Regions from separate parts of the Mus musculus genome. Here region 2 is linked to region 1. The links are chromatin contacts, found by Hi-C in ENCODE. All regions are on one chromosome and are shown on one strand. Each heading gives the region's core, a stretch centred on a gene start or an enhancer-like site at or near the end of the contact. The rest is flanking DNA. Distances are from core to core; before and after follow the strand shown.

Region 1 (3,813 bases), core at 1,213-3,712:
GCCCAGGGGCCGAAAGCAGGGCTCAGGGCTGCGGGCGCAGGCGTTTTGCTCCCTGGAGGCAGGGGCGCGACTTCAAGGGCCCCTGCGCCGGCTGCAGCCTTTGATCCGGCCGCCGCTGGCGCCTAAAAACAACATCCTCGTCTGCCTATTAGGCGCGCTGAGGGATCGTGACAGATTGTTTATCCCCGCAATTAGCGATGCAGCCCTTCTCAGGCCGCCCCCTCCCCGGCCTGAGGCTAGGCCTCTTTGCTCCGACTGCTGCACACTCCGTGAGTTCCGCTGGAGACCCCGGTGCGCCCTGGGGCCCCATTCTTGGGGTTCGAGGCCCCCTCGGTCCTAAAGCAGGAATTAAGACTCTGGGCCAGTACACGAGTCCCTGAAGTTGTCTACACAGTTGCGTGTCACGTATTTTAGCCGTTATGCACTTTTTTTCCCGGGAAAAAGATCGTAGCTACTTGGATTCTCCGATCGCTCCCAAAAGGAAATTATTTTAAGTTGGGGATCGAGGTGGAATAACTGAAAACCCTCACTTTTTGAAAAACACTCCTCGTACTAAAAACACTAGACTAAAGCAAGCCATTTGGGAGATTTATTTCCATTTCTGTTTTAATCCGAGCGCAGAGTGTAAATCGGCTGACGCTATAGAACGAGATGATCTAGCAACTGCCTAATTAGTTCTTAAACTACAGTTCTCCGTACCTTCTAGGCTTCGAGCTAAGGATTTGGCCTACACTGTCGCTTAACTTTCGTTTGCAGGGCTTTAAAACGGGACGGTATGGCTTCTACTTCCCATACACATGGAACAAACCTCAGGGGACCCAGTACAGCGGGCGTCCAGCTGGGCCTAAATGAGCTTGAGTCCCAAGCCCTACGCAGTGCCTCCTCACAGCCTCAGAAACGTAAGAAATCCAGACATTTCACAGAAGCGAGTATTCCCGAACCCGCCCCAGGCCTTCCTATTTCTCCAGGCCCTGTGGGCAGATGTGAGGCTCCGATCTCTCTGGCGTCCGCAGCCCAACCCCTCCCTCCAGACCCCGGACGCCGTCTGGGTAATAAAGTAATTCATTTTCCTTAATCTGGTCGCCCCTAATCTACAGCTTTTTATTGCGCCCAGTTAAAAGGCCAGGGAATTCGCTATCCCTCCGTGCTCGGATAATTACCCCTAAATGGCCACGGCAGCCCCTTGTGTTTCCTGGAGATTAGAGCCCGGCAGTCATCAATGCACAGTCCCGGTGAGCCGCCAATCACCTCCTCCACCTCCCCCGGAGCCGCGAGCCTGGGCCCTGGGATAAGAGGCCATATAAAGAAAAGCCCCCCCCCCCCCAACTCCCCAACAGCCTGTTCGAACCCAGTTTACAAGGTCTTCTGTGGTCCCCACTCCAACTTTCCTTCTTTTTGTATCAGTCAAACAAAACAAAACAAAACAAAACAAAACACGTTTCCTTCGAAATCGGGCAAACAAAACTTCTTAAGCCTTGCACCAAAGATATACCTCCAGGAACTGCTTATTTTTCCTACTGGCCCATCAAATGGGCCTCCACTCTGCACCAGCAGACAGACCCACAGTTAGTGAAGTGTGATTGTTTTTGAGGATTCATTGTCTGAGGTCATGTTGAGGCCAGATTGTTGGTGGGTTCTGTTGGTCTTATTTCGGTCTTCACCCAAGGCATCCAGTGGCTTCTTTGGCTAGTAGCAGTTCTCTGGTAGAGGTGTAACTTTCTGGAGAAAAAGTACGTATAGGGAGGGGGTACGTGTTTGCATGAGAACCAAACTCATTTCCCAGATCATGTTACTTGTTCCCGTACCCACAGAACCAACAGGACCTGTACTTTCTTTGATTAACTTTGTCCAGCCCTGGAGACAAAGGCCCATTTTTACTCCGAGGTAAATTTTTGAAGATTGGAAGACATAAGACACTTAGGGCGGCTTTTTTAAAAAAAGAAATTAGTATTATCCCTTGCTACTCTGACAAATAACTATGAACATTCAAAGCAAACACCAAAAGAAAAAAAAAATTGTAAGTGAATTGTGGTCGAGAAAGGGGGCCAGAAGAGGGAAAGGGGACAGAAAGAAATAGCACAGACCATAAGAGAAACTGTGGAAAGAAAGTAGTCTATGGAGAGGAACAGAAGAAGTGGGTAAAGGATGGTGGAGGACGACTGGCAGAAGAGAAGGACTAGTAAAGAAAAGTCCCTCTGGAACTTGGTAGAATCCACATCCAGGAGTGTGGGGGTCCAGCCGGACCGATGCCCACCTGACTTAGCTAGGCGGAAAAGCTCCCCAGGTACCTCCGGCTCTGTCCCGCCTGTGCGGGTCAGGCCCTTCCCCGAGCGCCCCCAGGCCGAGCGCGCCTCGGGGCACGAGCACAGCCCAATGGTTCTCTCCGGACCCGCCCCCTCGCGCTCTGATTGGCCGCTGCCACGCTGGCCTTGCCTTATTAACAAGTTCTCAGGGGAGCGGCGGCGGACCCGGAGCCGGCGAGTGCGCCTGGGAACTCGGCCTGAGCGGCGCAGGGATCCAGGCCCCGCTCGCTCGAGTTGGCCTTCTGGGGAAGCCGCAGGAGGCTCGCGCGCGAGAGCCGGCCGGGCCAGGAACCCAGGAGCTCGCAGAAGCCGGTCAGGAGCTCGCAGAAGCCGGTCGCGCTCCCAGCCTGCCCGAAACCCATGATCCAGGGCTGTCTCGAGCTGCGGCTGGAGGGGGGGTCCGGCTCTGCATGGCCCCGGCTGCTGCTATGACTTCTTTGCCACTCGGTGTCAAAGTGGAGGACTCCGCCTTCGCCAAGCCTGCTGGGGGAGGCGTTGGCCAAGCCCCCGGGGCTGCTGCGGCCACCGCAACCGCCATGGGCACAGATGAGGAGGGGGCCAAGCCCAAAGTGCCCGCTTCACTCCTGCCCTTCAGCGTGGAGGCCCTCATGGCCGATCACAGGAAGCCCGGGGCCAAGGAGAGCGTCCTGGTGGCCTCCGAAGGGGCTCAGGCAGCGGGTGGCTCGGTGCAGCACTTGGGCACCCGGCCCGGGTCTCTGGGCGCCCCGGATGCGCCCTCCTCGCCGCGGCCTCTCGGCCATTTCTCAGTCGGAGGACTCCTCAAGCTGCCAGAAGATGCTCTGGTGAAGGCCGAAAGCCCCGAGAAACTAGATCGGACCCCGTGGATGCAGAGTCCCCGCTTCTCCCCGCCCCCAGCCAGTAAGTAGCCAGCCCTGGATGGAGAGCGAAGGGGCCAAGAGGGGGTGTGGGGCCCGAGGGCGCCAGGCCGCGCGCCGGCGCCGGCTTGTCTCGGGCGTCGGCGTACCTGCAACTGGGTACCTGGAGGCCGTGCAGAGGTTGCGTTGGCGGGAAGACCGCCTTTGAGCCTCTTCCCACTCCCACCCAGGAAGAGAGTTAGAGGCCTAAAGCAGGCAAAGCTTAGTCCGCGCTCCTTGCCTTGGCTCAGTGCCTCCGAGCCTGTCACTTCACTTGTAGCGCGCGGGTGTCTGTGGACCTTCTTATTCTTCCGGTAGTCAGGACACCAGGGGTGCCCTGCTTCTCCACCTGACCCTAAACTCAGTTATTTTGCACCTCAACTTGGATGGGCGCAGCGGCCAGTACATCCTAGCTCTGCGGAGTTTCACTTTCTACTGGTAGACAGCCGTAACCTCGCGCTCCCCATTTAAAGAACCTCTCAAAGGGTTCCGGAGTTCTGCAAAACTCCTGCCCCACCGCGCATCTAATTTTAAGCAGAAACTTGGTGTTTTGGGCGGGTGGATGATTTAGCAAGAGGGGACGATCGCGGACTAGGGGGGATGGTGGTGGTGGTGGAGACAACAAGACAACCAAA
Region 2 (3,662 bases), core at 178-2,677, 3.9 Mb before region 1:
CCTCCTCAGCTTCTGAAATTAACATCACAACTATTTAAATGTGTTCAGAGGTTCAAGCTTGTGTATTGGACCAAGCCTCGGGTCACATTTGTGGAGCAGTCAGTAAGATTTGTCACTTGAACAAACTTGTCATTAAAAAGATGTTTAGTAAATAGGCAACATATGTTTTGACATAACCACAATGTTTATATTTTGTATTTACTTCCTTCTAGTGAGTAAAATAACTTGGTTCTTATTTTTAAGGGCATTAAATCTCAGTTCTGGATCTCACTATTGTGTAACTCCCAGCTAGTCTCTTTCAAACTTATCTACTCCTTCTCAACTCACAAGAAACAGAATATTTAAAGAACAAATTAAAAGCATTTTTATGTTTTCTTCTTGATGTAAAACAAATTGAACAAATCCAATTAAATTCAGAGTTGATTGCCCAAGGAGACGAATACCCAGCTCCAAAAATTCTCTACCCAAATGCTTTCCAATTCCTCGCCCCACTTGGTGCTTAACTAATATTTTTCAACCTAGCTTTTTAAGTCGTCTACAGAAATCCAATCCAATCAAACGTAAAATGATAGGAGTACTTAGTAGAGTGATTTTAATTATCAGATTACTTCAGTAAAGAGCATTAGCAGAGAAACAGCTGAGAAACTTTAAGAGTGGAAGGAAAAAAAAAGATGAATTTTGTTCTTCGACTCTGGGCTCCTTCCTAGAGAACAGAAACTATACGTCACATCTGGAGATGCTTTCTGTTGAGTTTTCGCCGAAATTTTGAGCTGGGGTTCATACTGGTGTTCCAGAAAAGCGCTAGAGTCGATGGTTATCGGAACTGAAATCAGAAACAAAGTTTCGGGATGATGGTTCTCCTCGATGCTGAAGGATGCTACTGAGAACCAGGTTTAGGAGGGAAGGGGTTAAATCAGACCCTGTCTTTTGCTACTCAACTGGTGGACTAGAGTCTCTTAAAGTCAACGGCCTCCAGTTGGAACCAGCCAATCCACTGCCGGGAGAGCCCAGGACAGCTAGTGAAGGGGCGTGGCCCGATGCTGTCACTCAGCGGTGAGGAATGACACTCTGATGGGAGGGGGGGGGGGGTACAGTGGAACGCAGAAGCAAAGAGAAGAAACAGATAAAACCCCGGCAGAGGGTAAAAGGTGTCCCCGCTCTTCTCCGATTTTAGGGGCCTCAGCTGTCACTGCGGGCGCCAGAGGAGTAGGCTCCGGAAAAGCCAGCCCAGAGGGGAAGAGGGAGGACCCGCCAGGAGCGAAGCCCTACAGGCCGGGAAGACAGAGGCGCACAGAAAAAGTGACTTTGGGCGGTGCGCCTCGGCGGCGCTCCGGAGGCGACTGCAGACGCGGAGAGGACCCTTGACAATTCTCGCCGGCCTCTCCCCAGAGGACAGACCCGGGCCGGTCCCCAGAGGGCCACGGGCGAAGAGATAATCGGCCGGGCTGTAGGAGAAGAGCATCTGGCGCTGGATTCCAGGGGAGGGGGTCCTGGCGAGGTGGGCCTGTGAGGTGGGGTGAGGGTCGGCGCGGATCCTGGAACTGAGGGGGGCGGGGGCTGCTGTGCTGCGCAGGAGTGGGTTGCGGGGGCCTGGCGCGCCCCTCTCACTCGCGCTGAGGTCGCCCAGAGCTCCGTGTCAGGCTCGAAGCTGTCCCCGCGCCCCAGTTGCCCTCCTGGCTGCCGGCTCCGATCTGCGGCGCAGATGGCTGTGCGCGGCAGCGGCACCTTGACGCCCTTCTCCATCCAGGCGATCCTCAACAAGAAAGAGGAGCGCGGCGGGTTGGCTACGCCGGAGGGGCGCCCGGCACCAGGGGGCACAGAGGTGGCGGTGACCGCGGCGCCCGCCGTCTGCTGCTGGCGGATCTTCGGGGAGACCGAGGCCGGTGCGCTGGGGGGCGCCGAGGACTCTCTTCTGGCATCTCCCGCCCGAACCAGAACAGCCGTGGGGCAGAGCGCAGAGAGTCCGGGAGGTTGGGACTCAGACTCAGCCCTGAGCGAAGAGAACGAGGGCAGGAGGCGCTGCGCCGATGTCCCGGGAGCCAGTGGAACCGGCCGCGCCAGGGTGACCCTGGGCCTGGACCAGCCAGGCTGCGAGCTGCACGCCGCCAAGGACCTGGAGGAGGAAGCCCCGGTCCGCAGCGACAGCGAGATGTCAGCCAGCGTTTCAGGTCTGCTGCTGCGGGGGGTTCTCCAGGAAGGGGGCTGGGCTGAAGGGGGTGGGTTAAGAGGTCAAGCACTCTGAGGCGGGGTGGGCCTACTGTGGGAACACGACGCCCTGCCGGGCTTAGTGCTAGCGAAGTCTCCAAGTTCTTCGCGTTGGCGCGCGCTGCCCCAAACCTGAAGCAAGTGAGCTTCTTAGAGCCGGGTGTCCTGGTACTATGTGGCCTGCGCTCTGCACCAAGAACTTTGAGTTCATCTGCAGTGCCTCAGCTGTGCCCATTTAAAATCTCTAGATTTAGGAAAGGGGGACCAAAAATCTATGAGGTAGATCCCTGACACAGCCATGCCAACGACTGCAGATCCTGTCACAGCGTAGGAGTGGGGAGCCTTGGGAAAGGGCGCGTTTAACTTCCCTTACCCCAGGACTGGCAAAACAGCCTTTGGCTGAGTACCTAGGGAGCTAGAAACAAAAGTAGCAGTTACCTGAAGGCGGGAGATGGTGGGGAAGTGTGGTTGAGGTGGTCTGGGAGGCGCTGGATCGTCAAGACTCTGTATCCACTCACGGGTATATTTCTTAGTCTGAAAGGCCGGCTGCTGGCTTCTATTGGGTACAGTCTGCTGTAGGCCTCGCATAGGCTTCGAGCCGGCCAGAGCGCTGACTTCTTTTGCAGGCGGTGCTGCAGGAAGCACAGAAAAGGCTGGGAAACGGGGTTCAGATCAGGGTCTTCACTGTCTGCACCCGGCTTCCCTTTATTTTCATGCAAAGAACAGGGAGGCAAGTGTACTGGGGCCTCGCGTTGTTCCCTGTTGCCGTATCCTGACAGTTCTGGGTTCTTAGGACGGAAGACTCTCTATACCTCTGACCTCAAGATCTGCACCCTTCCCCACCACCACCTTCCTCTTTCCTGTAGTCAACGGATGTGTGGGTGTGGGTGTGCAAAGGTGTGCTGTACAACTCGAAACAGAAATTCAGTGTAGAAAGCCACGATTCAGGGCTAAGTACAGAACAAAACTTGTGGATATGTTCAGGCCAAGTATCCTACATTCCTGCAGGAAATCTGGGGCCTGGAAAACTCGGGAAGAGCTGTTCCCCTACTGCTCTAGCAAGCAGCAGAAAAGATACATTATGTGAGAAGCGTGGAGGACAGAGTTCTGAAACAGAACCCTCTGGAACTTCTCCTCCCCTTTCAGTAGGCTCAAAGTGGGTTCCCTTGCCAATCTTCCGCAAGAAACCACAGCAACCGAGACCCATCTTCCCCTCTGCGAGTCTGACAGGTTCTTTGCTTTTTGTTCCTACCGGAATCCGCAGGCGACCACAGCCCGAGAGGCGAGGATGACAGCGTTAGCCCTGGAGGTGCACGCGTGCCTGGGTTGCGCGGCGCCGCGGGCAGCGGGGCTAGCGGCGGGCAGGCGGGCGGCGTGGAGGAGGAGGAAGAGCCCGCAGCCCCTAAACCGCGAAAGAAGCGCTCCCGGGCCGCCTTCTCGCACGCCCAGGTCTTCGA

What was found. A loop is a pair of places that touch in the nucleus more often than their neighbours do.
Region 2: a loop to region 1 is called in a map of left cerebral cortex, with 16 times the contacts of the local background. The contact joins the promoter of Nkx3-2 here to the promoter of Msx1 in region 1. A Hi-C loop is called at or near these places in 6 of 37 maps with a recorded cell type or tissue (ES-E14 and left cerebral cortex).

Annotation. Positions count from the first base shown.
Region 1 is chr5:37,823,234-37,827,046 of GRCm38, reverse strand. Msx1 (msh homeobox 1) reads left to right here and starts at 2,462. Exons shown (of 2, transcript NM_010835.2): 1 at 2,462-3,182. The coding sequence starts at 2,714. Gm33993 (a long non-coding RNA gene) reads right to left here and starts at 1,292. Exons shown (of 6, transcript XR_868362.1): 1 at 1,161-1,292. RefSeq lists an enhancer at 1-1,378.
Region 2 is chr5:41,761,985-41,765,646 of GRCm38, reverse strand. Nkx3-2 (NK3 homeobox 2) reads left to right here and starts at 1,427. Exons shown (of 2, transcript NM_007524.3): 1 at 1,427-2,168; 2 at 3,470-3,662. The coding sequence starts at 1,703. Gm46910 (a long non-coding RNA gene) reads right to left here and starts at 3,012. Exons shown (of 2, transcript XR_001784850.2): 1 at 2,644-3,012; 2 at 562-823.